2 separate regions of the Mus musculus genome follow, and region 1 is linked to region 2. A link is a loop called in an ENCODE intact Hi-C map of the cell type or tissue named here. Cell type or tissue: heart. All regions are shown on one strand. Region 1 holds the start of Gm36283 (predicted gene, 36283). Region 2 overlaps Pawr (PRKC, apoptosis, WT1, regulator).

Region 1 (5,000 bases), 75 kb after region 2:
TCTTTTTTTTTTTTTAATTGATCTAGGGTTTACTAGTAAATAATGGGATATTTAAAAAGTTGTTTATTCTTCAGGCCTCACGTTGTGTACAGTTTTAGTATTGAAGAAGAAAATTGTCGCTGTTAATAGCATGTGCTTCAAAATCAGAACCGAAATATTTTTCCACACGAAAACTATGTACGCATATGTACACATATGTCAACATGCGTAAGCAGAGATAACAGGATAATCTCAGCTGATTCCCGGGTTGGAGACCCTGGGACGCCTTTTTCTTAAGAGAGAAAAGCCCATAATCCTAACGCTGAAGGTTTTAAAGCAACCGTATTTGAAGATTTATAAAATAAAGTTGCCTTCTATTAAATATCCTTGGTATTTAGGGTTGTTTTGTGTCGTGTTTTCAATTAGGAGCCCTCCTCCTCCCTAAACATAGGATGCCCCTTCGTCGATTCTCTTTCCTTTTCCATCCCTCTTTAATGGTTCTGAGAGCTGAACCCAGCAAATACTCTACCACTGAGAGCCCGGAGAGCTGATCTCCAGCCTGAGTGTTGGTGAACTTCCGGCGGACAAACTGACAGCATTCATCGGAATCACTTGAGGAACTGAAGCTGGATTCACGCTGTAGCTCCAGGAGAGGCGTGGTTTAGACCGTGCTTGCTTCCCAGCACTGCTATAGCCAGCCCCTCTGCTGTGACTCTAAGTCATGGAGCTTTCCAGTCAGCCCCTGCTATACCTTTCCGTCTGCAGTTGGCACTCACTTTCCCACGATCCCCCTTTAACGTAGCTGTTCACCCCGCCTCCCCAACAGAGATCTGCTGCCCACACATCAAGGAAGGAACTGTGCCAGGCTCCCCGCCACCCCCTTGGCTATTCCTCACTTACCCATAGGGGCTGTAAAAATGTCAGTAGACAACCCTGGTGTAATAGTTTGTATATGCTTGGCCCAGGGAGTGGAACTATTTGGAGGTGTGGCCTTGTTGAAGGAGTGTGGCTGTGGGTGCGGGCTTTAAGACCTTCAGCCTAGCTGTCTGGAAGCCAGTGTTCCCTTAGAGGCCTTCAGATGAAGATGTACAACACTCAGCTCCTCCTGCACCATGCCTGCCTGAAGGCTGCCATGTTTCCGCCTTGATAATGGACTGAACCTCTGAACCTGTAAGCCAGCCCCAATTAAATGTTGTCCTTGTAAGAGTTGCCTTGGTCATGGTGTCTGTTCACTGCAGTAAAGCCCTAAGACACCTAGAATACATTAGTATATTGATTTTTCAATTATATAATTTGAATATTTTTTAACTTCACTTTAAAAGAAATTACATCCGCTATAAAAGTTTTGTAAAACCTGAGCTGCTTTGAAGTTTGTGCAAGTCCGTTAATGAGCATCTTCAACACATTTTTTTTTGTTGTTGTTTTGTTTTGTTTTTCTTTTGTAACATAATACTGGCAGGTGCACTTACTTAGGCAGAGTACAGGAGCCTGGCAGTTAGACGGAACATTTCGTTAGAGCCCTTCCCCCAACTTCTTAAACTATGTATTGATTTCACATGTAGATTTTTACACACTGTTGAAAAAGACATATGATCTACTACAATTCTAATTTATTCTTAAATTAGACTTTATAAACACATTACACAAGAAGAATAGCAGTTTTTGCTCATCAATTGGGATTTAGAGCCAGGCAAAGGGGTTCACACATGTAATGAATGCCATGACTCAGAATGAAGAGGCAGTAAGATTCTGAGTTTTGAGCTAGGGCAGGCTAGAGCTCCCAGTTCTAACTAAGTAAGAAAATAATACATGCTCAGGGGAGTTTTTAACAGAAAAGGTCTGCGTGTAGTGATCTGGATGCCTTGACTGGTGTCTGTGAAGTACAAAGATCTGTGAAATTTAGTTCTGCTAATCAATATTTCTCACGTCTCCTGGTAGTTCGTGGCATAGTAAAGCAGCATCCAGATAGATTTGTGACACTTTAAAAACGATAACTTTGGTACCCGCAAGTGAGCACGGCGCGCCTTCCCGATGCTGAGGAGAGTTCACTGAAAACTGCTGTATCGATTTCATTCCAGATTTCCTAGTAGTTTTGTTGTAATGTGCTTGCGATAGAAAGGAAGGAAAGGAGCCAGGCTGTGTGTGTTCAAGTAATCTGAGAGACATTAAATAATAGATTAGCACTCTTTCACTTGATCGAGTGGTTTCAGATGTGGAAATTCAACACCAGCCAGATAGTGAAGCAATCTAGTCTTTTTACCCTGTAGTAATTTTTTTAAAAAAATGAAATAGTGATAGAATGCATTCTTAAGATGTAAAAGCAACAACAAAAACGTGCCTCAGTTGCATTGTTCTGTTTTCTGGAGTAAACCGGAGTTAGCAATTAAAATGTGAACTTCTGAGTCCATTGTTTCATGGGTTGAAAACGCACCAATCAGTGTTATTCAGAGCATCAGCATGGTTAACACAAGACAAAAACAACAGACCTTGAACCATGTCCCGGCATCGGATGGCTGATCTGATAACCTGAACAACTTTCCCAAGTATGGTAGCAGGTCCCATCCCTGCCCCCTCTCCTAAGCAGACTTCTAGCCAGTGACACTTAGTAAGTTACAGCGATGGCAAGTGAGGTGGCACTTACCTAATAACCAGTCGTGGTTTTTATTCATTTCCTCCAAGATTTGGCCACATGTAGTAGATTGCAGTAGATGAACCCAGGAGCTCCAGCTTTGCAATTAGAGGGAACACGCAACACGGGGAAGGACCAGTATTTAAAGATCCCAGCGTTCAAGTTAAAATTAGTGTGGGAGCACCCACGTCTGCGTCTGCACTCGTCCTGGTGTGCGCCCGCAAACGTAAGCTGGTTTCGTGCTGGAACTAAAGCACCCTGTTCTAATCTTGACGTTAGAAGTAGTGTTACTCCTTGGAGGTACTGAGAATGTGTCACTGGTGCGAGGTCTGCGCTGAGCCACCCCTGAGCGCTGTGTGGCTTCCACCACCGGAGAGTTTTAACTTAAGCCAATTACCTGAAAACCACGGTAATGATACAATTTTGTCCCACTAAACTGAAAACAGAACCTTAGTGGACACAGCTAAGCTGGCCGGTCAGTCCCTGCCAGAGGCACTTCCTCCATCCCTGTTACCCACTTTCTCTACTCTGGAGGTGGTGATGGTTTCCTCCTGTGCTTAAAGACTTCAAGCAGTGCTTGCTTTTGGCCCAGCTAGTAAAACCACTTCCTCCTGAGACCGACAAACCCTCGATTTCAAACTCCAGAGACCTGTCCTCTGTCTTATACATGTGTAATGGGCATGCACACACATACACACAAAGTAGAAATACTAATTATTCAAGACTGCTTGAGCCTGTTTTGTTTTGAATTTTTTTTAGAAGGTATCTATATAGCCCAACCTGGCTTGAGACCCCCATCATCATCCAGGCCAGCTTCAAAGTCATCATCCTCCTGCCTCAGCTTTGTGGGATTCTTGGTTTGGTTTGGCTTTTGCTTAGTTATGTTTCCTAACACGCTCTTCTTTACCCTGACCCCAACGTAAACGGCGATATGCATCTCCTTGTTCTGAGTTCTCACACCTGTTTCCAGCAGACATTTAAGTGAATATCTGCTAACTTGTCTGTTTAGCAGAGTTTATAGCCCATTTGGTGTGAACCAGTAGTGTGAAGTACAGCTCTAGCCAGTCTGTTGAATTCGAATGGCTGACTGCAGAGTAGGTTTTGTCACTATCCAACCCTTGTCTGTTAGGTCCAGGTACTAGCTACTGTCTCATTTGTGGCAATGTTTCTGAGCAGCAAGGGGAACGAACTATTGAATACTGGAAAGTGTCTTGCTGTGTTTTTTATGCAATTACACATTAGGAAACGATCATTAAGAAATACAGGAAATCCCAGGAGGCGACTTTAATCCCAGCACTCAGGAGGCAGAGACAGGTGGATCTCTGAGTTCGAGGTCAGAGTCATCTACTTGGTCAGTTTCAGTACAGTGAGACTACACAAAGAATCCCTATTTTGAAAAACAGAGAGAGAGAAAGAGACAGACAGACAGACAGAGAGAGAGACAGAGAGAAAGAGAGAGGGAGAGGGGTAATAAAAAGAATTCAATGCATGTCACACAGTTGTTGGTTATATTCAAATGGAAGTGTTGGTTGTATTCAAATTAGTATTTTTGTAAGCAATGCTAATTACTGGTTTGTTTTTGAGTAGTCCATCCTGTGTCTAACCTTCAGGTCACCTGTTGGCAGTCACTCTGGTAATTAAAATGCTAATGACAGTCATTCGGTGGACATTGATTGATTACCCTGTTTTAATTTGTTTCTCCTCTGCATACTAAATTGGGTGTTTTTTTTGTTTTTGTTTTTGTCAACTTAAAAAAAAAAAGCAATTGGCTTCACAGTGTGGGGAGTTGATTCTCATGTTATTTTTTTTTTCTCTAAATTTAAGAAGCAAGTGGCCATTGCTCCCAGCAGAAATCACAGGACAGCTACAATTTAGGGTTTGATTATGATCATATAGTTCTGAACCCAAATACTAGTGAAATTATCTGGATTAAGTAACGGAACACAGTGTCGTGTAGACAGCTTTGATCCTTCCCGTTGTGTGGATATCCATTATGAGGCAACTCCATATAACAGATTCAGTGTTACAGTGAGCTTTGCATGTAAAACTAGGAGTCCTCAATAAAAAGTACAGTTCCATCCCCTTGCCAACACTGGTTAATTGTTTCTTTCCCCTTCTATATGACTAGTGGAATCCTTTCTTGGTGTTTTAAGTTAAGGGGTATTGTGATCATCTCATATCGAAACAGTAGTGGTGCTTCCGAAACCTTTATTCAGTATATTATTTGAGAGGAAATAATACTTTCAGAAATCAAAACACGGGGTTAAGATTAGAATACAGCCAGACAGTGGTGGCGCATGTCTTTAATCTCAGCACTCAGAAGGCAGGGTCAGGTGAAACTCTGTGAGTTCAAGGCCAGCCTGGTCTACAGAATGAGTTCCAGGACAGTGAG
Region 2 (5,000 bases):
TCCAGAAAAAAAAAAGTTATAAAGATGTTCAAAGGATAGTTATATGAATGACAACGATAGCTGCTTGTTGTGTAGTGGGCTTAATACAAAGATGGCAATCTTTTCTTTTTTTTCCTCTCTTAAAACTTATAGACAGTTTAACAGAAATAACTTGAAGCCTTGGAAATGTATATCACTTTAAACATTTATATAATATCATGTATTTAATGCAAAATATTTCCCCTTTACTTCTTGTCCTTTTGTGTTTGTCACTAGCATAAACCTCAGAGAAACTGTAATATTTATATATAACTGGAACTTATCTGACACTCATGTTTTACATAGGGAAAGGGGGATACATTTATGGAAACCTTTTAACAGCGGACAGTTCCAAGTCTGTGATGGTTTTCTGGCCTTCTTATCAGAGCTTGTATTAGATGCAGATGTATCAGATTAGATTAGTTTTTCTTTGCTTCCTACTGTTAGGCAGATGGCTTTGTGGACTAGCAGCTGATTCTTTACAGACTTGGAGGAGAGGGAACTTCCTGTTTGTTTAGCCAACTGCACTAGAGCCAATACCTCAGCCAGCTGTGCCTTTAGCTTACCTGTACGCCTGGCATCACGGCACATGCGGTCTGTAAGAACACTGAGTCTCTAAAAGTGGCTAAACAGTACATCTCACAGGTAGATCTAGCTCAGCATATCTTTAGAAATCATTACTATCAGTGCAAGATTATGTCTTTTTTTTTTTGTTTTTTGTTTTTTTGTTTCCCTCCTGGCATACCTAAGAAATTCATAGTGTTGACGTGAATCAGTTCCAATTTCATATACTAGTCCTGAGGTTAGAACTTTAAAACACACACTTTGACCTTTAGTCTACTATCATCAGAATTCCATCCAAGAATGGAGTCAAGAGAGAACTCTGAGTGCTTGTGAGAAAATCCAAGAAAACCGAGTCTTCTAAGTTCAGTGTCTTCAAAAACATGGAATTGTTCTTGAAATGCGTTTTCATGCCCACCCAGGTGTGATGGATAGGAGTGAGTTTACTTCCATTATTTCTCCCACTGGCTACTGTTTATATAGCTCTATGGAAAACCATGGTTTTTGCCGCGTGCTCCACATGTGGTTTGTCCTTGGGATTCTACACTTTACTCATGTGATTCCTCTTAATCCTCAGAGAATAAATTGTCTGATGCACTGAACAAAGTTTGCTGTTAGTTGTAAAAAAGAAAAGGGGGGGGTGTAGAAATAACTCCAAGTTCAAATCTTAATATATGATTTGCTGCTAGTTGATCACGATTTGATGTTTTTAGAAATATTCATCTAATTCCCCTCCTTTTCTCCTTCCTGCTCTTCACCTTCCCCCCTTACCCTCCCTCTCCCCCATCTCCCTCCTTCCTCCCCTCCCTCCCTCCCTCCCTCCCTCCCTCCCTCCCTCCCTCCCTCCCTTTCTCCTTTCCTTCTCTCCCTCCCTTCCCCAGAGACAACAAGGTCTCTACGAAGACTATGTTGGACTTGAACTCACAGAGACCGTCCTGCCTCTGCCTCCGAAAGGGCGGGGCTCACAGGCCAGCACTATAAGCCCATGTGTTAAATATGTTCATAGGGAACAAATGCATGAAACGTGTTCCAGACAGTCTTGTTTTGTGTTGAATATCAAGAAATAGGACCATTAGGTTTGAAAGCCATTAGGATTGTTCAGTTAGGGTTTTGCTGGAATGGTTGGATATGAAAGTTTACAGTGCAGATCAGTTTACACATCTGTAATCGACACGCAGGGTGATTATATAGGGTTACCGAAAAGAGAATTGAGTGAAAACCACTGTCTAATGTCTTATAATCTAATTCAAGACTAATCTTATCTAACAGTATGTAAAACTATCTTTTCTTTGAGAAATTGCTGTATGATGTGTGGATTAACTTTTTCCTTATTATTTTTGGAGTTGCAGAATATTTTTGCTATTAGAAAAGATTGCAAATCTTTGTTGTGAAGAACAGAATTATTCAGAAGATAATGCTTAGGAATATGAGTAAAAGACATATACATACAATTTATTCCTTTAAAGTGCACAGTTTGGGGGCTGGACAGATGACTCTGTAGGTAAGAACCTCTCTTTCAGAGGACCCTAGCTCAAACCACCTGGAACTCTGTGTGTGTGTGTGTGTGTGTGTGTGTGTACAGTTAAAAATAAAAATACATCTTCTAAGATAGTTGTTGGAAGTGTAGCTCAGTGGTAGAACAGTGAGTTTCTGGGTTTGATCCCTGAGCAGAAAGAGCGAGCCAGGGAGGTTTAGTTATAGATATAGCGGGGTTGTGCTCACCAAAACAGGCAGAAAAGATGCCTTTAGGATTTAAGTCCTTGACAAACTTCTTGACATTCTACAACATCCGGTCAGACTCTGACCAGCGTTGAAACAGGAGTAGAGGCGGGGACGGGGAGAAAATTGCTTTTGTCTATGTCAGTTATTGCCTGTGCCATTCAGAGTAGGGGAATTCACTGAACTATGTCTTGACATTTATTTGCAAGGTGGGTTTTTTTTTCCCATCCTTGTACAAGCCAAAGAATTTGAACCTGAAAGAAGCTGTGTCTTGCCCAAAGGCTGTCCTGACAGAACATGGCCTTGACTTCTGATCTGTTTGGACGCAGGGCTCACAGGTTGGTTATCATTGTTGGAAACACCTTGGGTCCGTTCTATTAGAAGTAACTTTGCAGAGAATCTAAGCTGGAGAGGGAGTAGAGGACAGTTACTGAGGAACGACCAGCTCATCTTGGGATGGACCCCAGCTGCAAGCCAAGGAATCCAACTGATTTCTGTGGCTCTTTATGAGTATTTTGGCAGGGCGCTACCTTCCTCTGTCCATACCTGTTTGTACAATAACTCTCATTAGTTTCTGGAAAGGAAAAGGTTACCTGGCTAATGTGAAATCCTTCCTAAGAGGATTCTTTGTTTAGGAACAGATAAATCTCCTGAAGAGGAATGAGCTGTATAAAGCAGCGTCAAACAATAGATGTGTGGTAAAAGAAAGAATTTCAGAAAGTAAGCTGCAGCTGGGTGTTGGTGGTGATGCACACGCTTTTAATCCCAGCACTCAGGAGGCAAAGGCAGATAGATCTCTGAGTTCAAGGCCATCCTTGTCTCCAGAGTGAGTTCTGGAATAGCCATGGCTACACAAAGAAACTCATCTCAAAAGAAAACAAGAGAAAAGGAAAGAAAAGAAAAGGAAAGGAAAGAAAAGAAAAGAGTAACTTTATAACAACTACATTGGTGAATGACTTTGGAGGTGGACAGAATGAAATGAGGTGAGATACAGGAAGTCTGCTGAGAGCAAACGTCCTGAATCTGGGCCAGTGACAGGGCTCCGTGGGTTTAGAGCCTATGGCCAAGTCTGAGAACCTGAGCTTTCAGATGAAGGAGAGAACAGATTCTTGCAACTTGGCTTTTGACTTGCATGCAGATATCATGGCAGACACTCTCCTCCTGCCTCCAAAATAAATGAACCAATAAAAAGATGCAATACCTTTTTTTTTTTGTAATTGCCAGCATATGAATATGATCTGGGTGTAAGTCACTCCGAAGTTTACAGCTTGCTGTTGTTTCTTGAGTTTGGACTGTGACAGGCAGGTATCTGTTGCCTTCTTAGCTGCTTCTCTTCCTTCTTGGAATACAACTCCTTAGAGGACAGGCGCCACCTTGGAACCTTTCTCACTCCTTTTCCAGCTTCTCCGCGTGTTCCTTCCTCTCTTTTGTTTCCCGTTTGTGATTTTTGAGGCGCTCAGCACTTTTCCCAGTCATGGTTTTAGGAATGACACTTGTTTTGTCTCATGTGTGCAAGTGCATGATGTATAAGTGATTGCGTGCGCTCGCGTGTGCCTGTGCGTGTGTGTGCATGCCTGCACATTCATGTGCTGAGGCCAGAGAGGATGTGAGATATCCTGCTCTATACTGCCCTGTCCCATTCTGGTAGACCCAGCTGTTCACTGAACCTGGAGCCCCCAGGGTTCTGGCTAGACTGGCTGGCCAGCAGGTCCCCAGGATCTGCCTCTTCCTTCTGCACCCACCCTGAGGTGCATGTGGCTGTGTTGTTTGCTGTGTGGGTGCTAGTGATCCAAACTCAAGTCTGTGGGGTTTATGGTAAAGGGACGCCATGACCAAGGCAACTCATATAAAGGTAAACATATAATTAGGGCTGACTTACAGCTTTAGAGATCAGTCCATTATCATGGTGGGAAGCATGGCAGCATGCAGGCAGACATGGTGCTGGAGGAGCCAACAGTTCTATATCTTGGTCCAAAGGTAGCCAGGAAGAGGCTCTCTTTCACTACTGGGCAGAGCTTGAGCACTAGAGGACCTCAGAGCCCACCCCCACAGTGACATACTTCCTCCAACAAGGCCATGCCTCCTAATAGTGCCACTCCCTACTGGCCAAGCTTTTTTAAACCTCCACTTTATGCTCCCATACCAAGCACTCTCTTATTTCCTGTACCATCTCCCATCTCCCACCTTTCACCTATCTCTTGAGATAATCTCTCAACAAATTGAGAAACTTGCCTTTTTGGGGGTGGGTGGGGGGGTGGGTGGGGTTGACAGAGCTGTCTCTAGGTATCCGCTTCCTCCACCAGCCCAGTGCTAGGGTCACAGATGTGCATTAGCCAACCCAGTTTTTAGTTGGGTACTTGGATCTGAACTCGGCTCCTTCTGCTTACATAACAAGTACTTTATCTATAGATCCATCTCTACAGACCATTTATTATGACAGAAGTGATCAGAAAGGAGAGAAACGATTCCCAAAAGTTGTCCTGTGACCACCACATGTGTCACATACAGGCACACAAATAAAAAAAAAAAGTATTAAATAAAAAAAAATTGTTTGCTGGGCAGTGGTGGTGCACACCTTGAATCCCAGCACTTGGGAGGCAGAGGCAGGCGGATTTCTGAGTTCGAGACCAGCCTGGTCTACAGAGAGAGTTCCAGGACAGCCAGGGCTACACAGAGAAACTGTCTCGAAAAACCAAAAAATC

Evidence for each region. A loop is a pair of places that touch in the nucleus more often than their neighbours do. Peaks named below come from ENCODE experiments on the same cell type or tissue, not always from the same donor. Only the 100,000 strongest peaks of a DNase experiment are listed, where the experiment ranks them.
Region 1: it touches region 2 in a loop (2.6-fold over the local background); 2 of 42 quality-filtered maps call a loop at or near these places.

The regions. Positions count from the first base shown.
Region 1 is chr10:108,414,472-108,419,471 of GRCm38, forward strand. Gm36283 (predicted gene, 36283) reads left to right here and starts at 2,780. Exons shown (of 3, transcript NR_155870.1): 1 at 2,780-2,834. In heart, no CTCF peak of the experiment used is centred here; no DNase peak of the experiment used is centred here.
Region 2 is chr10:108,339,605-108,344,604 of GRCm38, forward strand. All of the region lies in intron 2 of Pawr (PRKC, apoptosis, WT1, regulator), which reads left to right. Among named protein-coding and RNA genes, the nearest start is that of Gm40755, 9.1 kb to the left of the region's middle. In heart, no CTCF peak of the experiment used is centred here; no DNase peak of the experiment used is centred here.